2 separate regions of the Homo sapiens genome follow, and region 1 is linked to region 2. Evidence: chromatin loops called from intact Hi-C (ENCODE). Cell type or tissue: Calu3. All regions are shown on one strand. Links, peaks and the distances in the headings refer to the core of each region. The heading gives the core; the rest is flanking DNA. Region 1 has its middle 140 kb from the start of LINC00353. Region 2 has its middle 58 kb from the start of LINC00410.

Region 1 (10,710 bases), core at 1,738-9,737, 1.2 Mb after region 2:
CAACACTTCTCAAAAATTATTTATCACATTATTATGAAACCAGGCAAAAGTCAATGGCACAGGTGCCTGCAGATACTAGTGGTTTATATCTCAAGAACATTCTGTGGCATCTTGCGCTCATAAGTTCTGCAGAGAAGTTCACTTTGAGAATAAAAGTTGATATATGCAAACTAGCTAGAAATATCTCAGAAGAGGAAGGCCAGATCCCAGACTCATTATGAGCCAAATAGGGAAGCAGAATGAAAAGAGAGGTGAAAAGTTTTCATGGGATTATATGGGGGAAAAACAGAGGGGTGCATGTGTGTGCGTGTGTGTGTGTGTGAGAGAGAGAGAGAGAGAGAGAGAGAGAAATCATACAAATTTAAACTAAAACTCAAGATAGAAATTTGAGGTAGGAATAATGTCCATCTACTTTGACCAAAAAGTATTAATTTAAATGTAATATTCAGGTTTTTCTTCCTTAGAAATTCTTGTTCAGAGCTTACTTACTTTGAAGCTTTCACTTGAGTTAATGAAGTACCGGAGCTGGTTTTAAATTTGATGTCTAATTCCCGGTATTTTATAATATTGTATTTAGTGTGAACAGGAAAATTGACTTGAATTTTTTAATGTTTATTTATTTATTTGAGACAGTCTCGCTCTGTTGCCAGGCTAGAGTGCAGTGGCTTGATCTCGGCTCACTGCAACCTCCGCCTCCCGGGTTCAAGCGATTCTCCTGCCTCAGCCTCCCGAGTAGCTGGGATTACAGGCGCCTACCACCACACACGGCTAATTTTTGCATTTTTAGTAGAGACAGGATTTCACCATGTTGGCCAGGCTGGTCTCGATCTCCTGACCTCGTGATCCTCCCTCCTTGGCCTCCCAAAGTGCTGGGATTACAGGCATGAGCCATCATGCCCGGCCTGAATGTTCTATTAATTTATAAACCTTTCTAAAAAGTTGAAAACATAAAAAATATAATCCACAATTCTACTATTCAGGCACAACTTTGTTTACTCTCTAGACATTTGTAACTTTACGTTTATTTCATGTTTTCTCTCTCTCTCTTTTTCTCTTCTTGTTGCTATCATGTACACAAATTATTCTGAATTTTTATTTAATTTTAAAATATTAAAATTTCAACATGCTACTCTATTTTGATGGCAGGACTTCTACATGATATATATTTTGAGAATATTACTTATTCTATGTTCAAAATATTTTGTCATATTATAATTTTGTGATATAGTGAATGAACATTTAAATGATCCTTTTTGCATACAGTATGTAAAAGCATTAATTATGATGAATCTGCAGAGGTAGGGTTTAGAGATCAAAATATGTTAACCTTTATATGTTCTTGAATTTTATTTTCAAACTGTTCAACAAATTGTTTTTCAAAAATTATCACTATCGTTTGATAACAAGTCTAGTCATTCTTTAACATGCCTGCTCACATCTCTCTCTCTCATCTATATCATAAATAATTATATTTCTTGTTTTAAATTCCTGCACGTCTCAATTACTAATGAGATGATATTTTGGATATGAATCCTACTGGATTCAGTATTGTAATTTCTTGGAAAGATTTTAAAGGGGAAATAAAAACTGGTTCTATTCCTTGGTTAGTGTAAAGAGAACACACACACACACACAATTTTAAAATTTCTTAATAAATTGCCTAGAGAAAGACACATAAATTGTTAGGTGCAAGATTGACAAAAAAGAATGTAGGAGCTGATATAAGCAAATAAACAGAGCTTTCTTCAGCTCACAGGTCATTGGGGAAACATGCCACTGTTGGTGTTCCTTTCTCTTCACGGTAGTGCATCGATAAATACAGAAGATGCCACACCCACCATATATTAAGATTCACATCAATACTCAGGAAGGAATCAAACAGTCTTAGTCTTAATATAACACATTTTGAAAAATGCAAAATATTCTTACCATCAAAACAAACTGAGTAATAACATGGACACCACTGTCCCCAGCAACCCCACAGCATATTGGGAGAAAGAGGAGGCAAATCTCACTGCACCAGTAACTCTGACTTCAGTTTTCTAGCATCCTAGGAAGTCCATTTATTCATAACTCATCCTTGATTGTGATTTAAGGCTTCTTGATTTGAGGCATTCTGAGTCAGATTCATACATTAATAATCACGATCAAAGCGTTCACCTAGTCCGTAGGGATCAGCATGGCTCCCTAATCCAGGGGTCCTAGTCATTTTGTGGGCACCTAATCATGGCTACTAATTCCCTTCTCATCTAAAATTTTTAGAAGGGTTTCTTTTTCCAGCACTGAATACTGCCTGATACTATTGACAGTCTTGTCACTTAATCAGAAAATATTATAACAATAATAAATGTAGTGTAAAAGGATGGATATGTATATAACAGGCGAAGTTTAACAAAAATACAGCATAACATGTACTATTTTATGGAAAATGCTTTATATTGTTTATCACTTATTTTAAGCAGGAAATTAACATGTAAGTAAGTTTTAAACATAATCTATAAAGAAATTTGTGGAATGTGGCCAAAGCTAAATTCATGAGCAAACCACAAGGTAAAATGGTGTTAACTAAAAATTGTCAATGTAAATATTCATTAGTTAGCCTTCTAAAGCCAGTCAAACATAGAAAATCAAAGATAAAACGAATGTAAGCAATTGAAATAAAAGATTACAAAAACGAAGTAATTCATTAAAAAATAGAGACAATAGGTTGATAATTACATACTAGGGAAACTATGTTTTCCAGTGTCAAGAAGAGAAAACACGAATGCTAGACTTTAAGATAAGAAGGGAATAATATTGTAAAAGGCTTATATAGTTACTAAAATCCAAATTGCAAGAAATAAAAATCAGGTAACCAATTTTAAAATGTTCAAACTCAACACATACAAAAATAAAATAATGATGTATCATAGTTTATTAAATTGCTGAACATTTTTACACAGGGATAAGCAAGGTTTGTGTATCTGAAAGATAAACATATACTTATAAAGTTGTTGGAAAAATAAATTTACACATAAAGCCTAGATAATTTGATAAGCAGAAGTTAAACTAACAAAATCTGAACAAAGACAAGCAACAAAATTTCTCATCTTAAAGTCTATTTTGATTGATATACACTGAGGAAATTTTGAATATAGGCCCTGTATTCCTTGGAATTGCTTCAATTGGAAAGCTAAATTTCAAATATGGATAAATTATTTAATGAATAAGCTTCAGCTATTTAAATAGCTACTATGTAACTGTTAATACAAAATGTTTTGAAAACATTTAATGGCATGCAAAAATGTTTACAATTTACTGAAAACCATGGTGGAGACCACATAGGCCCATTTTTAAGAATAAAACAATCGGCTGGGTGCGGTGGCTTACACCTGTCATCCCAGCACTTTGGGAGGCCGAGGCGGGTGGATCATGAGGTCAGGAGATCGAGACCATCCTGGCTAACACGGTGAAACCCCGTCTCTGCTAAAAATACAAAAAATTAGCCAGGTGTGGTGGCGGGTGCCTGCAGTCCCAGCTACTCGGGAGGCTGAGGCAGGAGAATGGCATAAACCCAGGAAGTGGAGCTTGCAGTGAGCTGAGATCGCGCCGCTGCACTCCAGCCTGGGCGACAGAGCGAGACTCTGTCTCAAAAATAAATAAATAAATAATAAATAAATAAATAAATAAATAAATATAGATAAAACAATCACACACATACATTAACAGTATTTTTAAACTAATTTTATTTGAAGTTATCCCTGGTCAATAAGGTTTATAATGATTTATAAATGTATTCATTTTATGTTTTTCTATGCTATCCTGTTCCTAATTAAGATCATATTATTTTATAAGATAATGCTTATTGTCAAAAGTTCTTATCCTGTCATCTTCTGAAAGCTGGTTTCTGTGCTTATTAATAGAGCAACATGGAAAATAGTTTTTCTCACATCGAGAAAGCACCACTCCCCACTACGTATCTTTCCCTCTCCTTTAGGAATCATGCTGAGAAGACTCCTTAGTGTACATGTCTCATCGACCTTTGGAGATTAATTTTGAAAAGAGAATTTTTATGTCAGTACATGAATTCCTTGTCAGTAAAAATGAAACTGTGCGTCAATGGATTTCTATTCCAGATGACTGAGCAAATTACCAGCTGTGTGACTTTAATATCTCAACATCTCAACTTCATTTCTTAAGCTTTAAAAAGAGAGTTAGAGAAGATAATCTCGAGAATTTCTATTACTGGAATCTCATGCTCGATATTGGGAAAGGGAGACGGCGGTTTTTAGATGCTGTAAATAGTACTTCAGTAAACCTCCATCTACATGGATTCCTGCACATCAGGATTCTTTTCTCTCCTGGGTAGGATCCTGACATGGGATTTTTGGACCACAGGAGATTATATACAAATATACATGCATATGTATCACATATAACATACGTAATATATAAGGTCATTAATACAACACAATTACAATAATAAATTAATATTATTAAATATTTAATACATGTTAGCATATTTCTTTCTGAAAAGGTTACAGCTTGTTAAGTTCTACCAATGTATATGGAAGTGTCTTCTTCCTTACAATAGATGCCAGAAAATCAAGTTAAATTATTATTAATACATGTTGGCATATTTATTTCTGAAAAGGCTAGTGCTTGTTAAGTTCTACCAATGTGTATGGAAATGTATTCTTCCTTACAATAGCTGCCAGAAAATCAAGTTAAATTATTATCTTTCCTAATTGTTGCCATTCTGAAGACTATACAATTATGTTGTATATTTTCTTCATTTTTATTTGCCTATGGAGTAGTGATTCTGAGCAGCTTCTCCTATTTTCTTGCCCAGCTCTCCTCTGAACTGTCTACTCATATTCCTCCTTACTTCCAGTTAAGAACTATGGATCACTGTTTTTGGAAGAGTTGTGATGGCACTAGAAGATTCTGATTCAAAATCAGAGCTTTACAGAGAGCATGATGGTGGTTACCACAGGCTGGGAGTAGCGGGAAGGGGAAGATGTTGGTCAAAGGATACAATGTTTCAGTTAGACAGGAGGAATAAAGGATAAGTTTTTGAGGGGATGAATTGTTAATTAGCTTGATTCAATCATCCCACATTTGTTTGTGAGTGCGTGTGTATGTATGTGTGTGTGTGTGTATATATATATATAGATATACATATACATATATATATAATAGCATCACTTTGCACCCCATAAATATATAGAATTATAATTCTCCAATGTGAAATGGAAAAATAGCACTGTAAAAGTAATTATAATTATTTTATTTAGTTAAAAATTAAAATAAGGATTATATTTTATGGATATAAATGGGAATAAATTTTGCTCAAGCTATTTCCTGCATATATTGGTCACTTACGTGCTACTGTCAGATCTATACACACACACACACACATACACACTCCCACAAGCATAGAAATAATATATATAAATACTTTGCACACAGTTTTACATACAAAACTATATGCAATGTCAAACCACATTTTAGTAGACTGATGCAAAGATATGGTACAGAGAGCATGACAGAGAACTAGAACCTGAAGAAAAATATGGCCCAAGACTTTTTCCCAGTTGTGGAGTTCCTAATTGACGATTAAGGACGGTGAGACTGCAACAAAACCTTTAAGAACAGAGTGAAATAAAGGTTAGCTACACAATCATGCAAAAACAGGTAAAATGTGTTTATGGAAGCACGGAGCTGACCAAGAACTAGGAAAGGGGAGGGGTAGAAAAAACAGAGGGACAAGGAGAAGGAAATAGAACATGGTAAGATAAATGAAGTCTGAGGAAAAATACAGCCAGAGACAAACTCCCAGCTGCAGGGTTTCTACTTGACTCCAAGATCAGGGTTTTCTACAGAACTAGTATATTTTAAGAGTATCTTGTTGGTACAACATAAACTTTCCTTGGTACATCTCTTGCTACACATATACCTTGAGTGAATAATGTGGGGAAAAATAATAGAAAGGACCCTTATTCTGTGTCTCAGTCAAGAACAAGGAGAAAACGTGGCTGTGAATGCAAAGTGAATGTGATTTAAGGAAAAACAGGGAATTGAGAGCCAGAAATGGATAAATTGCTATTTTAGGCATCTTACATTTTAAGTGGAAGAAATCTTGGTAGTTTGAAATGCAGAACTAGTCTTGTAATGAAGATCAGGAGAGGATATATTGGCACGGAGTTATTGTTTCATTGGGTGACAGTGGGAAGTGCTCCTGAACAAAGAATTTCCGAAAGAGCGAGAGCTTCAGGTAACATCCAGATTATGAAGTCAATACTGAAATGATGGTTTTGAGATAAACACCTTTTAAATCATTAAAATTATAAAATTCTGTTCAGTACATATGTGATGGTTAATACCAAGTGTCACCTTGATTGGATTGAAGGATGCGAAGTATTGTTACTGCGTGTGTCTATGAGGGTGTGGTCAAAGGAAATGAACATTTGTGTCAATGGACTGGGAAAGGCGGGACCACACTCAATCTGGGTGGGCACCATCTAATCAAGCTGCCAGCACAGCTAAAATACAGCAGGCAGAAGAAAAGTGGAATTAGCAGACTTGCTGAGTCTTCTAGCCTTCATCTCTCTCCTATGCTACATGCTTCCTGCCCTCAAAAGTCAGGCTCCAAGTCCTTCAGCTTTTGACTCTTGGATTTACACCAGTGGTTTGCCAGCAGTTCTCGGGCCTTTGGCCAAAGACTGAAGACCGCACTGTTGGTTACCCTGCGTTTGAGGTTTTGGGACTCAGACTGGCTTACTTGCTCCTCAGCTTGCAGACGGCCTATTGTGGGACTTCACCTTGTGATAATGTGAATTAATAAACTCCCCTTCATATATAAATCTAGCCTATTAGTTTTTCTGTCCCTCTAGAGAAACCTAATACAACATATCTAGTACTTAATATAGTTTTTAACATTAAAATTGGGAAGACATGTGGTAAATAGAAAGAACCCAAGAATGTTCCAAAAATGGCTTCATTCCCCAGGCTGGCAAACAAATACGGTGCTTTTTGTTTCTGTTTTTCTGAGATTTAAGAACATTATCTTTGTGCAATTTTATTGATTACCACATGAGAGAAAAATAGGAACACTTATAATGAGAAATCTAAAACATTACTATATAAAGGGGAAACTACTATTCTTTGATGTCTTTGCAGAGATAAAATTATTCAAGTATTTAATAAAAACTATGTTTTCAAAGGCATGTTATTTGTGGATTCAATAATGAAATTCAAAAATAGAAATAGTGATTGTATTTCAAGTAGTGAATGCAAATGTTCTCAGTGACATCTGTTTCCATTGTTTTATTAGCATATACGTTTTAATTCCATTCTAAAAGTATGCATTTATATTCTCAAAGTTATCTTTTTAAATTTTTTCTTTATATTGTCTGTCAGTAGAGAGAGTAATGATGTGTATTATTTGCAATCTATTGGCATATTAAGGCGACAACAAAGAGTCGTAGTATATGTATAGAGTCCTGGTACAACATTTATTAAAGCTAACATTGTTATGTGCTCCAATCTTTATATTGTAACTTTTGTTTTGAAAATGTTAGCTGTTTATTTCCATAAAATAAAATAAATAATCCCAATACATTATGTGAACGTCTTTAAATTCCCAAGAGCTATGATTGTTTTTTCCATTTTACACAGCAATAACTTTATTGATTTCAAGAATAAATGAATATATCACTTTAGAAATTATTAGATTTATAGTAAAAGAAATACTTGTCTCCTAATAAAAACTCATACATAATAATTCTTCACTTATAAACATGATGTACTACTCTACACTTTTTCTCTGATTTTCAAATTTGCTAAATATACCAAGAACATTAATCAATGTGCTATTCTTAAAATGTTAAATTTTTTAAAGTACTATATGAACACTGTAATTTTCTCCAAAAATGTTGGGTACATTAAATAACCAAGGCTAGTGGCCTTTCAAATAAGTTTTTTTATTAATATAATGAACTATTAAAATTTAATATTTTATTGTAATATAATTTTAAATATATGACTAATAAAAATAAAATAATTAATATTAACAGGTAATATTTCATTTAATAATAGAGATATTAATAAATATTAGTTTCAGATAAATCCATAACTAAACTTTAATGCTCATAAAATAACTCATAGTAACATACATCAGTTATGTTAATATAAATCAGTTTATAAGGCAAAATAATGTGAAACAACACTTATTTCATATTAGTGATATGGTTTGGGTGTCCCCACCCAAATCTCACTTTGATTGTAACAATTCCCGCCATCCTGTGTCAAGGGCAGGGCCAGGTGGAGATAACTGAATCTTGGGAGTGGTTTCTCCTATACTGTTCTCATAGTGAATATATCTCATGAGATCTCATGGATCTCATATATTTATAAGTGGGAGTTCCCCTGCACACACGCTCTTTCCTGCCGCCATGTAAGACATCCTTTTGCTCTTCCTTCATCTTCCTCCATAATTGTGAGGCCTCCTCAGCCATGTAGAACTGTGAGTCCATTAAACCTCTTTCCTTTATACATGACCCAGTCTTGGGCATGTCTTTGTTAGTACCCTGAGGACAGACTAATACAAATAGGTATAGTAAAGAAACGCTTCTTGAATACGATATAAAAATTTGCTATCCTGAGATTAAGAATGTGAGTCAACCAAATGAAAGAGTGAAGACACCCAGCAAAATTCTTTAACTTTTAATGTGATTTCTGGGCAGTGACTGTGTTCTGTCTTCATTTTTGAATAGTCCTCTTCAGTAACTGAAAAACACCTCTATTTCACAAGCTTTTGTTCTTAGTATATTCCTAAGCCAAGAACTCTTTTTGTGGGTGAATGTAGGGTATCTAAGAAGTGAAGAAAAAAGCAATATAACACACAGATTTTAAATGCTATAATTATTGATATAACAAATTAAAATTTAATATTATATAAAACATTTAGTATTTGATTATTCTAAAGTCATTATTAGAAATTATTGATGTTTATTAATAGTTCAATAATGCTATGAATGGAATATAGTAATATAGCACATGCATTTTGCTTCGTTCCATCTCTCATGTATCTACCTGTGTAAGTAATAGTAGGTCTTCAATAATGCTTGTTGTTACTGACTGAATATTGCACATTTTCATTAACAGAAATTTAACCAGGGCTCACAGTAAAAACATTTTGAGTTAATATATTATTTATTATTTTAGCATTATTCAATGAAAGTGATAATAACCAACATGGCAGAATTTACTTAATTTAATCAAAATTTTTATTTCCTACATCCTTGGAGTCATGATTCACAAAATACTCACTTATATCTTCATGGGAATAAAAATTTATTTTACTTATATATTAGATTTTTTAGCTATAAAATTATTCTATAGTAATATAGGTACTAATTGCAGTATGAACCTGTGCATTTATAATCTTTAAACAAAATAAACATATTTTCATGCCAGGGTGAGGGATTCTTACTGAATATATTGTTTTGACATAAATAATGCTCATGCTATTTGAATCATAGATGGATGCCACATGTTACACCCTCAGATGTGATTTCAAATTTGATTAAGTAGTATAAGTTTCAATTATATAAGGGATGTAATAAGGATGGATAGTGAAAGTTTGCAATATGCATTTTTAAGAAATCACAAAAAAATCAAAAGGAAGAAAACAATGAGAGATGGTCAAGTTCCTTTTCTTCCTGAAAATTAATAGTTCCTAAATAATGAATAGAGGAAAATTTCTCTTCATGGAAAATAAATACAGACCCAGCCTATGCCTCAAGCATAGAACATATGGAGTCAAATAAGGACAAGATAAATTGTTAAAATATCATGAGTCACTCACTGATTTTACATAATCAATTTGGGTATCGAATTGTGCTAATGCTCAATACTTTTCTCTGTGTAATATGTAGTTCATTGAAGGAAAAATAAGTCTCTGTTAAGACAAATTCTCGGAGGAGGCAGTTTCTGTCTCTTATCTCTGCTGTGAACAAGAGTCGTAACTGTGGTAGGTTGTACCAAGCCTGATGCATAGCTATGGCAGTTATTCGCGAGGTCTTAACCTCATTATTTTAAAAAAGTTGTAAATGCCATTACGGAAGACCATTTATTTGGAAAGGCATTCCATCATGAGTCCTCAGCGTTCCATCGTGAGTCCTCAGCATTCCTGCACCTTCTTGCTAACTGTGCCAGACAGCAAGGCTTACCTGTCTTCTAATACTGAGCACTTTCTATGGCTAGTCACATAGGCAACTGGTAGGTTAAGAAAACTGCAGTGTGATCACTACGTAGCTTCCCACTTTCCAAGAGAAAGTAGACTGGCTAATTTGCTAATTGGTAAAATCTTTGCGGCTTGCTAAAAACAAATAAACACAAACAAAAAACTATTGATCTCTTGTTTTGTGTTCCTTAGGTATTCCACAACTCATTGTGTGTTCTGCCTTCATTGTGGCTCCTCATATCACCCTAAAGAATTGAACAGCAGAGCTACCATTGCATATATGGTGATACTCTGACTACTGCTTTTTCTGAAAATTATTCATTCTTTCATCTCTGATCCAAGAGTTTTATATGCATCTATGGAATTGTGTCAGTTTCACACGTCAGCTTGCAAATCACAGAAAATCTCAGACCTTCCCCAGTTCTTGATGTGATTGAACTCTTCATTGTACATTTTTTTGGGGGGGTGGAGGGGGGTGGCGG
Region 2 (10,710 bases), core at 1,293-9,292:
AATCTCACAAGGAACACTTGGTAAGGTAAAGACATCTGTGATATTGTTTTCCTAGGCAGATATAGAAGTTGTGGCAGCACCAGAGAAACATGCTAAGTGATAGTCCTTCAGAAGATTTATTTTTTTCTCTTCTGTTCATGTTGTTAAAATTAGAGAGACAGCTGGACATCGTGGCTCACATCTGTAATACCAGCGCTTTGGGAGGCTGAGGTGGGAGGATTACTTGAGCCCAGAAGTTGAAGACTAGCTTGTGTCAAATAGAGAGACTCCAGTGTCTACAAAAAGTTGGAAAAAAAAATAGATGGTGTGATCACTTGAGCCCATGAGTTCAAGGCTGCAGTGAGCCATGATCATACCACTGTATTCCAGTCTTGGTGACAGAGCGAGATTCTGTCAAAAAAAAAAAGAAAAGAAAAGAAAAGAAAATGAGAGAGAGCATACATGAAATGAATTTATCCTTTAACAGGCCAGAGACACAAGGAATAAATGGATCTATTACTGAAAACTTGCCCAATTATGAAATACATGCCTTGCTCTTAGTAAGTTTCCTGTCATCTGGAAAGAAAGCTGAGATGCGTAAGGAAAAGGCTTAAAAGCATCAGATAACAAAAGCTGATGGTATTCGAATAATAGCACAGACCATGGTTCTGAGGTGTGAAGGAATTTGCACAACAGAGAACTTGAGAGGTTAAAGTGACTAGACTACAGAGACACAGTTGTGAAGGAGCTAGAGGTGTATTCAGAGGCTCTATCTCAAGAGTGATTTTAAGCCACTGACACATTTTAAGTTAGTGGGTTAAAGTAATGTTTGCTTGGTAACGAGAGAGAAGTGTAGGTAAAGAAATTATAAGGCTGTGGCAAGTCTAGCTTACAGGAATTTGCAATAACTGTGGAGTGCAACTATCATCTCGGATTATCCTGTCCAAGTATCCATGTCTTATAGGAAGTCAGTATATCCTCCACAATTTCTTTGAATGCTTATGTTCTGATAGTCATATTTGGATTGGATTTCTCACTGCTTTTGGATTTTTGGTCTGTCGCATTGGATTTCCCATTGCTGAGTCCTTTTCTGCCCTGAACTACATGTATAACAGCTCATTTTCCATGCTTTCTTCAATACAACTTTCCCACAAAACGTTTTTGATTTGGTAACTTTTGCAGGGGTTTGTTTAATGGTAGGAAAAGTGGCCCATCACACAATAAAAATAACTAATTAAAATTAGACACCATTGTGTGTAAGAGTATTGGGCCATCCATCCCCACAGCCAGGAATTTTATATTAAGAGGCATTTCCCCTATCTGCTACAGATTGATTGCATCTACTTCCTAGCCTCAGTACTCTGCTTGTATCTCCCAGCTCCTCAAATGCTTTCAAACTTCTGAATTTAGATTAATTCCATATGCGGAACAGTTTAGCTGTCACTCTGTCACTACTATATTATCTCCTTCCCCTCATGGAAATATTTTTCTGAAAAAAGAAATCAATTCACAACAGAAATAAATTATAACAATATTGTAGTGCACAGAGGATTTGTGTGGCTTTAAACAGCACATTTTTGTACCTGTAAAAAACCACAGGCAACTATTGCCCATTTTAAAACAGGGTTCTTAGTTCTTCTGTTGTTATGTTGTTTGAGTTCCTTATATGTTTTGGATATTAAACCCTTATCAGATGCAGTTTACAAAAAATATTCTCCTATTCTGCAGGTTGTCTCTTTGCTCTGTTGTTTCCTTTACCATTTAAAAGCTTTTTTGTTTGACGTAATGTCATTTATCTATATTTACTTTGGTTGCCTGTGCTTTTAAGGTTTTATCTAAAAAAAAAATCCTTATGTAGACCAATGTCATGAAGCTTTTCGCTATGTTTTCTTCTAGTGATTTCATAGTTTTGGGTCTCACATTTAAGTCTTCAATCCATTATGAGTTACTTTTTGCATACAGTAGGAGATAGGATAGGGTCTAGTTTTCTTGTTCTGCCTGTGTATATCCAGTTTTCTCAGCACCATTTATTGAAGAGATTGCCCTTTCTGCATCGTGTGTACTTGGCACACTTGTCAAATATCCACTGGTTGTAGATGTATTGGTTTATTTCTGGATTTCCTATTTTGTTCCACTGGCCTATATGTCTACTTTTTATGCCAGTAGCATGCTGTTTTGGTTACTAAAACTTTGTAGTATGTTTTGAAGTCAGAAGTATGATGCCACCACCTTTTTTCTTTTGCTCAGGATTTCTTTGTCTATTCATGGGCTTTGTGGTTCCATATGAGTTTTAGGATTTTTTTTTATGTCTATCAAGAATGCCATTGGTATTTAGATAGGAATTGCATTGAATCTGTAGCTTGCTTTGTATATTATGAATATTTTAAACAATATTACTTCTTCCAAAAAAAAGAAGACATACAAATGGCCAAGAGGCATATGAAAAAGTTCTCAACACTAATTATTAGCAAAATGCAAATCAAAACTACCACGAGATATCTCCTCACTACAGTCAGAATGGCTACTATCAAAAAATCAAAAGGTACACAAACAAGCGCTAGCAAGGATCTGGAGAAAAGGGAACCCTTACACACTGCTGGTAGGAATGTAAATTAGTACAGCCATTATCAAAAACTCAGAAAAAAAACAGAACTACTATATGATCCAGCAACTCCACTACTGGCTATTCATCTAAATTAAATAAAATCAGTTTGTCAATGAGATATCTATATTCATGTTTATTACAGCATTATTCATAATAGCCATGATATGAAATCAACCTAAATGTCCATCAATGAATAAATGGATACAGAAAATATGGTATATATACATAATGGAGTACTATTCATCCATACAAAAAAATGAAATCTTGTTATTCGCAGCAACATGCAAAAACTTGGGAGACGTCATGTTAAGTGAAATAAGCCAGGCACAGAGGACAAATACTGCATGATCTCATTCACATACGGAATCTAAAAAGTTGTTCTCATAGAAGTAGAGAGTAGAATCGTGGTTAACAGAAGAAGGGGAAGGACAAGGGAAGGTGGGATGGTGAAAGATTGGTAAATGGGTACAAAGTTACAGTTAGTTAAGAAAAATAAATTCTGGTGTTCTACTGCATAGTAAAATAACTGGCATTAACAACAATATATTGTACATTTCAAAATAGCTAGAAGAGAGGTTACTGAATGTTCTCATCACAAATACATTATAAATGTTCAAGGGAATTGATATGCTAGTTACACTGATTTGATAATTATATAATTTATATGTATCAAAACATCATGTTGTACCCCATAAATACGTACAATTATTATATGTCAATCACAAGTTTCAAATAAAACCCCACAGAAAGCTAGTGCAGTTTCCTGAGGAAATAAAATATCAAAGGAGGTTTGTAATAGAGATCGGGAGTTGCATTCAAATGGAATAAATCATATATTCTATTTCTGCCCACTAACATCTGGGCAATTTTCCAATGCAATAAGAATTCAATAAATTTATAAACTATTACTAGAGCATGCAGGCCTCTTGTTTTTAAGTGTGTATAAAGATTGTTTACTAGCTGGAAGAGGTAACTCATGCCTGTAATCCTAGTATTTTGGAAGGGTGAGGTGGGCAGATTGCTTGAGCCCAGGAGTTCAAGATCAGCCTGGGTAACATGGTGAAACCTGGTCTCTACAAAAAATGCAAAAACTAGCTGAGCATAGTGGCAGACACCTGTGGTCTCAGCTACTCAAGAGGCTGAGGTGGGAGGACTGCTTGAGCTTCAGGAGGTCGGGGATGCAGTGAGCCAAGATTGTGCCACTGAACTCCAGCCTGGGTGACAGAGCAAACCCTGTCATAAAAAAACAAAAAAAGTTAAAAAACGATTTTTTACTGGTACTTAAAATGTAAAAAATTAATAACTTAATAACTACAATTTTTGTAACTATTTACTTTTACTGATTTTTATTCTCCAGTCCAAATATAGCACATGGGGAAAATAGATAGATGAAGAAATATAAAACCAGACTTTTAAAAGAAGTTTGTTTTTAAGATCTGCAGCTGAGATGTGAGATAGAGGAGCTTAGCCTAAAGGAAATGCATTTGTTTCTGTGTCACTGCTCATAAATCTAGTTATACATTTCTTTTCTTTCATTCTCAACTTTCCAGATGAGAAAAGTTTTACTAAGATAAGGGAATATATTTTTTATGTATCCTTTAGAGCAGCTTTCTGGATAGAAATATAAGCAGTTGCATTTTTAAATAACTGGTTTTGTTAAACAAACTATAGTCATCAATAAATTCACCTACCTTTGCTTAAACTCAGCATCGTGCAAAGAAACATATTTGGTTTCCAATGCCAACTATATTTTTGAGTTCTTGAATGAGCAGCCATTGATTCTAGAATCAATCCTTTGGGCTGCTTTATTGGAGTAATCACTTAAGGCTAGGACAGTTTGTTTTTTCCAAGTTCAGGATTCATCCAGGCAGGTTTTAGGAATTACTTCGTATTATATTGAGTATACTCATATAAATATATTGCAAATAAAATATAATTTGTAATTCATTTCTGATAAAGTTCATCTGAAGATAAATTACCCTTGAACAACATGGGTTTGATCAGCATGGGTCCACTTATATGCAGTTTTTTCAATAAATATATTGGAAATTTTTTGGAGATTTGTGACAATTTGAGAAAACACGCAGATGAACTGCATAACCTAAAAAGTCAGAAAATTAAGAGAAAGTTAGGTATGTCATTAATGCATAAAATATACGTAGATACTAGTTTATTTGTTAAATTGACTATGTATTTGTTAAATTGACCAGTAAATCTTCTGGTCAACAGTGGGCTATTAGTTCTAAGTTTTGGGGAACTCAGAAGATATATACAGATTTTTTACTGCATAAGAGTGGCACCCCAATCCCTGCATTGTTCAATGGTCAACTGTATTGCTATTTTACTATTAAAATTATCTCATAAATATTGATGAAATCATTGATTTAACTGATAATTCATTGTACATGGCATCAGAGTCAGTCCACAAGGGGGCTCCCTTGCTCTAATTTTCAGAATTTTCCCTTAAAATGGATTATGACACTTTGGAAGATTTTTTATCTTTGCAAAAGAATTTAATAAACCAATTTTAAATGCACCAGAAACTCTGAAATATATTAATGGGTCACATTAACCTGAAAGAAAGAAGTACAGCCTCCACACTCTCTGGGGCATGTCATTTTCCTTAGTGAAAAACTTTCTTCACTGAATGTTATCTTGGTAGTCAAGTATGACAAAGTTGTGCTTCTCTAAGTTGTGCAAAACCAACTATATCACTGATTGCCTAAACACTGCAAGACAAATAACATAATTACAATGGTTAAGATCTGTAAGACCTTCAGGATTTCCAAATGACAAATGCTATTTCAAATGGGCAGCCACATAGCACACAAAACTAGACTTTTGGTTTATAAAAACATTTTTATAACATCTTTTTTAAAAAAGAAAAATAATCCTATTTATTCCTTCAATAAAATAAGATTTGAAAGCATTTGAAAATATCTAGTCAACTAAGCATCTGTTAGTTACTTTTTCAGGAATGCCACTGTTTATTCTGTTTGGTTCAGAAAAATATTTGAGTGCTGGTTTCATCGCAAATACTGCTTTGAAAACCAGAGAAGTTTTTAAACTTCTCTGATATCCCAAGCAGCTCACAGTTTCCAAGTGGAGAGTGAAACAGAAACAATCATACAGCAAAATGATGGAGGTGCTGAATAATACAGGGGGTTTTGCATCTTGATAAGCCAGAAAAGAAGACTGAATTTACCTCAGGTTTAAATATATCTGAATATAATGCATTATTTGACCTTTTTTAAGGCAAATACTTGTTGCTTCTTTTGCCTTGTACCAGTTGATGTGCTTCATAATATTTGCACATCCTCTTATATCATCCTTCCTCATACCGTGCAGTGGGTGTGACCATTAGCTTCCATTTCAGGCCTTTGAGCACCATTATTTCCCCTGTCAACAATGGAGGACTGATTAATCCCGACGCCCAGTTCGGCCTCTAGGTGGTGCACAAGTCTTTTTTGTTGTAAAGCTGACATCACACCTCTGATTAGTCTCTCTTTTCTTAACAAAGAAATTTCTCAGAAAACACTGCTATAGGCTTTCAAGTCTCACAAGATTCCATGAGTAGCAACCAATTCACAGGAGGAATAAAACACATGATGGGAAGGTTTTTGTTTTTGTTTTAGGATGGAGTCTAGCCCTGTCACCCAGGTTGGAGTGCAGTGGCACCGTCTTGGCTCACTGCAACCTCCGCCTCCCAGTCCCTGTTCAAGCAATTCTCCTGTCTCCCGAGTAGCTGGGATTACAGGGGCCGGCCACCATGCCCAGCTAATTTTTGTATTTTTAGTAGAGGTGTGGTTTCGCCATGTTGGCCAGGGTGGTCTCAAACTGACCTCAGGTGATCCACCTGCCTCGGCCTCCCAAAGTCCTGGGATTACAGGCGTGAGCCACCGCGTCCAGCCTGATGGGAAGTTTTGTGTTACCAAGAGCAACACTAAAATCACTGAAATGTTTTTAAAAGGGGGGAAGGATAGAAACAGGGTAGAAGAATGGTTGCTAAGACTGGCGGAAAGGGAAGTGGGGAGCTGTTTGTCGAAGAGTACAAAGTTTCAGTTGTGCAAGATGAATCAGCTCTGGAGATCTAATGTACACAGAGTGGTGACTGTAGCTAACAATACAGTATTGTGTACTTGACATATGCTTAGATCTGAAGTGTTCTCACCACACACACACACACACACAGTAACCGTGCAAGTGACAGATATGTTAATTTGCTCGATTGTGGGATCATTTCACAATGTATATGTTTATCAAAAGGTCAAGTTGTAGATCTTAGATATACACAATTACTACTTGTCAATTATACCTCAGTAAAGCTGAACAAAAAGAGGGGTGTTGGGGGATATTGAACTTTTGGAATGATAGATATGAGCTGACCATGGAAGGTAAGCTCTAAAACGTCAAGGATCTTTGTCTTTTTCTTTCCCCATTTTTGTATCTCTAGCACCTAGTTTATAGTAAACATTCAAAAATTACTTGTTTAATAATTTGCATCCCTAACACATTTCCTTTTAAGACTCAGAGAGTGAATATTTTTGAGTTTGTTGGCCATACAGATTGTATAGCAGCTATCCAACTGCAGTCTTCATGAGAAACTAGCATAGCCAATATAAGAAAATGCATCGTTCTGTTCCAGTAAAACTTCTTTTACAAAAACAGCTGGCTAGCCTACTAGCAGTGGCTTGCCAAACCCTGGTCTGGACTCTTCTACTCCTGCTAATGCAGTTCCTTGGGTGTTCAACATTTTAGAAATTGATACTTCAAGCTTGTGAAAAAGAGATACTATGGCCGTGTGGAATCATGCCTTGAAAATTACATTAGAACCTTTTTGCTTATATGAGAGATCAATAGAAATGATGAATTCATGATTATTATCTATATTTCTCTCTTTTGGAGGTTGTGATTCTTTTGTGAGCACCACTAATTATATTGGAAGAGTCTCTCCAATCCCATATTTCATGTTGATCATAGCTTTGGGAATAAGTAGTAATCTCTCGTGGGGTAGAATAAGTAGAGGTCTTTCCCATCTGCTTGTTTTCAGTTTAAATGTTTATTTGCCCTATAACTGTAATATTTTCATTACCAGAATCACTTAGAAAAAAACATACAATAAAAAAATCTGCCTCAAAACTTTGCTCTATTTAATTCAGCAAGAAAGACTATGAGCCTCAGGATACGTAAGTTTTACTGTACTTCTTAAAGAACTAAACTTTAGTTCTTTAAAGTTCAGTGGCAAACCCTGCTTTTGTGATTCCACATTCTCTCAGCCACTGCATCCACACCTTCAACCCCTGCATGTCACTGCAGTAAGTGTTGGTGAAGGTGCAACGACCACAACAACAACCCTCCACAGAGAGAGATACCCTCGAAAAGAGAACAAGGATGCACTAAGATCCTCTGCTTCTAATTTATTAATGTTTTTTACATTGTATCAGTTAAGTTTTCTGTGTCAACTTGTCTGAGCCATGGGATGTCCAGGTATTTATTCGAATATAATTCTGAGTGTTTAATATTTGAATCAGCAGACTAAGTAGAGGAGATTGCCCTTTCTAATGTGGGTGGACCTCATTCAATCAGCTGAAGGCCTAAATAGAACAACATGGCATAAGTTCTACCTAGTAACACCTGAAGGCCTTCAAAGTGCGATATCAGCTTATTTCCTGCTTTGGACTGAAACTAAGCCATAGGCACTTGTGGGTTTCCAGCTTTCTAACTCACCCAGCAGATCTTGGGACTTGCCAGCCTGCATAATCATATGAGTCAATTCCTTATAATAAATTTCTTTCTACATCTTATTGTTTCTCTGAACAACCCTGACACATCATCTCTCTTTAAATATAGATATGTTAAATATATATAATATATATATAATACGTATATATATACACGTGTGTGTGTGCGTGTGTGTGTGTGTGTGTGTATATATATATATATATGAAAGGAACGTGCTACTCCCATAGAGAGGAAAATGTGGTTGGTATCCTAAATTGGAACATCAATGTTTTCCTAGTATACTCTGATAAAGCCAAATTATAAATATGTTTATTTAACATTTTCATGTTTTTATAGAAAATAAACATTATAAAAACATTTTCAAAATAGAAGAACATTCAACCTTCCACACAATTCGCTAACAACCCTTGGGAGACCATACAGAAGCAGTTTATACATCACGATCTTCCTCATTCTTTTTAGCTTGTTGCCCTATTTCTTAAGGTTTAGACTGATTTTTTTTAAGTCTCTGGCTTGTGGATATATGCTGATTTGTTTCATTTATTTAATGGAAATTAAACAAATTAAATAAACAGAAAGACATTGAAAAGCACTGACATTAGTGATGAGCTTAAAGAAACCAAGACATTTGGTTGAAATAAGGTGCTATTGAAATATCTGGAACGAAAAAACTCTTTGTATTTCAAGGCTGTTTAGAAAACAAGGCATAAATCTTTTCTTGATAAGAGGAACAAATCAATAGAAAACAAAACACATGTATATGTTTCTGATAGCATTACAAATGGGGACTAGAACACATAGGTCAACCTATTGTTCAGGAAAAGCCATTCAGCTCTGTTGTGTACAGAGAATATAATTCAGGAATTTTGATAATTTTTGAAGTACTTCTTTTTTTTAAGTATCTCTAACCTCTCCTCTATGAGTTGAAAATTTGATAGGTTATCTTACTTTTAACAGTTAGATTTCCCTGCAAAGTGCTGAAACAGAAAAAGAGCACATTGTCTCTACTTATAATTGAGGAAAAACTATGCTGACATTCATTGTCACTAGACAAAGTCATTTTTTTTAAGAACAGGTAAATAACTAGAAAATATGGAACTGTAGCAACGAGGGAAGAAAATAACTGTGATCCCACATATTGAATATTAAACAAATAGGTAATGATAAAAGAGTTATGAGCCTATAGATTATGCAGTGAAGCAAATTTCTATCAGATCTTGACTTGGTTTATACCTTTGTTAGTAAGAAAAATAACAAAAAATTATCTTTACATTATACTCTCTCTTCTATTATAATGGAGAGTTTCTTTTCTTCTTTTATAGTTCTGCTGAAAAATCATAGTGATTTGCTACTTGAAAGAGAATTAACATTGTGAAAAAATGAATTCCTCACTAAAACTTTTTTAGCTCCATACTATCGATAGACATAATGTGTGTGGTTCTGAAAGCAATTGCACATAAAAGCAGAGAAAGGCATGTGTCCTACTTTCCCTCTTCTGAGGCCCAGTAGAGTTCAGCCTTGCAAAGCAAGCCTCCATCACTTCACTTCATGTATTTACTTGTTTTTAAATCTATACATAATAATTTTACATACCTATAGGGTGAATGTGATATTTCCATACATCTGTAGATGGTATAATGATTAAATCAGGGTAATTAACATATTCTTTACCTAAAACATTTATTAATTCTTTGTTCTCCATAACCTCCTTTTAAAGTGGATTTTGGGAGGCTGGGCAAGGTGGCTCATACCTGTAATTTATGAAGGTAATTTTTATAAAGGTAAAATTTATAAAGGTAATCAGAAGAGTGGGTTTGCAAAACCATGACCAATTCTTAAAAAGTTATCTTCAGAAATCAGAAAGGTGACTGAAAGATGGTCTATATGGAGCAGTTTCAATATGCTAGAGGAACATCTGAATGATCTCTAACTTACTGATTTTGTAATATTATTCACAGGAAGAATATTATTTATGTAATGGCTTTTTTCCCCAAAAGGGTGAACCTTTCCACCTATTTTTACAATGTCGCTTTAGTAATAATAACTAAATTCCCACATTTAATAGAAGTGAAGGGAAACATACAGGCTCAGGATCCATCTTTAGGTGGTAACACGTCTACATTCATCAGTCCTCTGCTATATATAACGGCTACCTTATTATACCAGAGTTTGTGTAGACACCTATAGGATGCTGTGGGAAAGGGGATGTTAGACTGAGCACAAGGAAACCTGAATTCTAGTACTGTATTCACCTATTTTTGGACTGTGGATGACCAAAGGTAACTGAAACCATGGAAAGCAAAACCCGTGGATAAGTGGGGAACTACGGTACAGGTTCTTCTAACTTGTTCTGTGACGCTTGGCAAGTTTACTAATTTCTATGA

The links. Peaks named below come from ENCODE experiments on the same cell type or tissue, not always from the same donor. Only the 100,000 strongest peaks of a DNase experiment are listed, where the experiment ranks them.
Region 1: a loop joins it to region 2, with 10 times the contacts of the local background. A loop is called at or near these places in 11 of 110 quality-filtered maps.

Annotation. Positions count from the first base shown.
Region 1 is chr13:89,701,561-89,712,270 of GRCh38, reverse strand. No RefSeq gene overlaps it. Among named protein-coding and RNA genes, the nearest start is that of LINC00353, 140 kb to the right of the region's middle. In Calu3, for the core only: no CTCF peak of the experiment used is centred there; no DNase peak of the experiment used is centred there.
Region 2 is chr13:90,862,790-90,873,499 of GRCh38, reverse strand. No RefSeq gene overlaps it. Among named protein-coding and RNA genes, the nearest start is that of LINC00410, 58 kb to the left of the region's middle. In Calu3, for the core only: a CTCF peak has its summit at 4,985 (motif pointing right); a DNase peak (open chromatin) is centred at 6,029.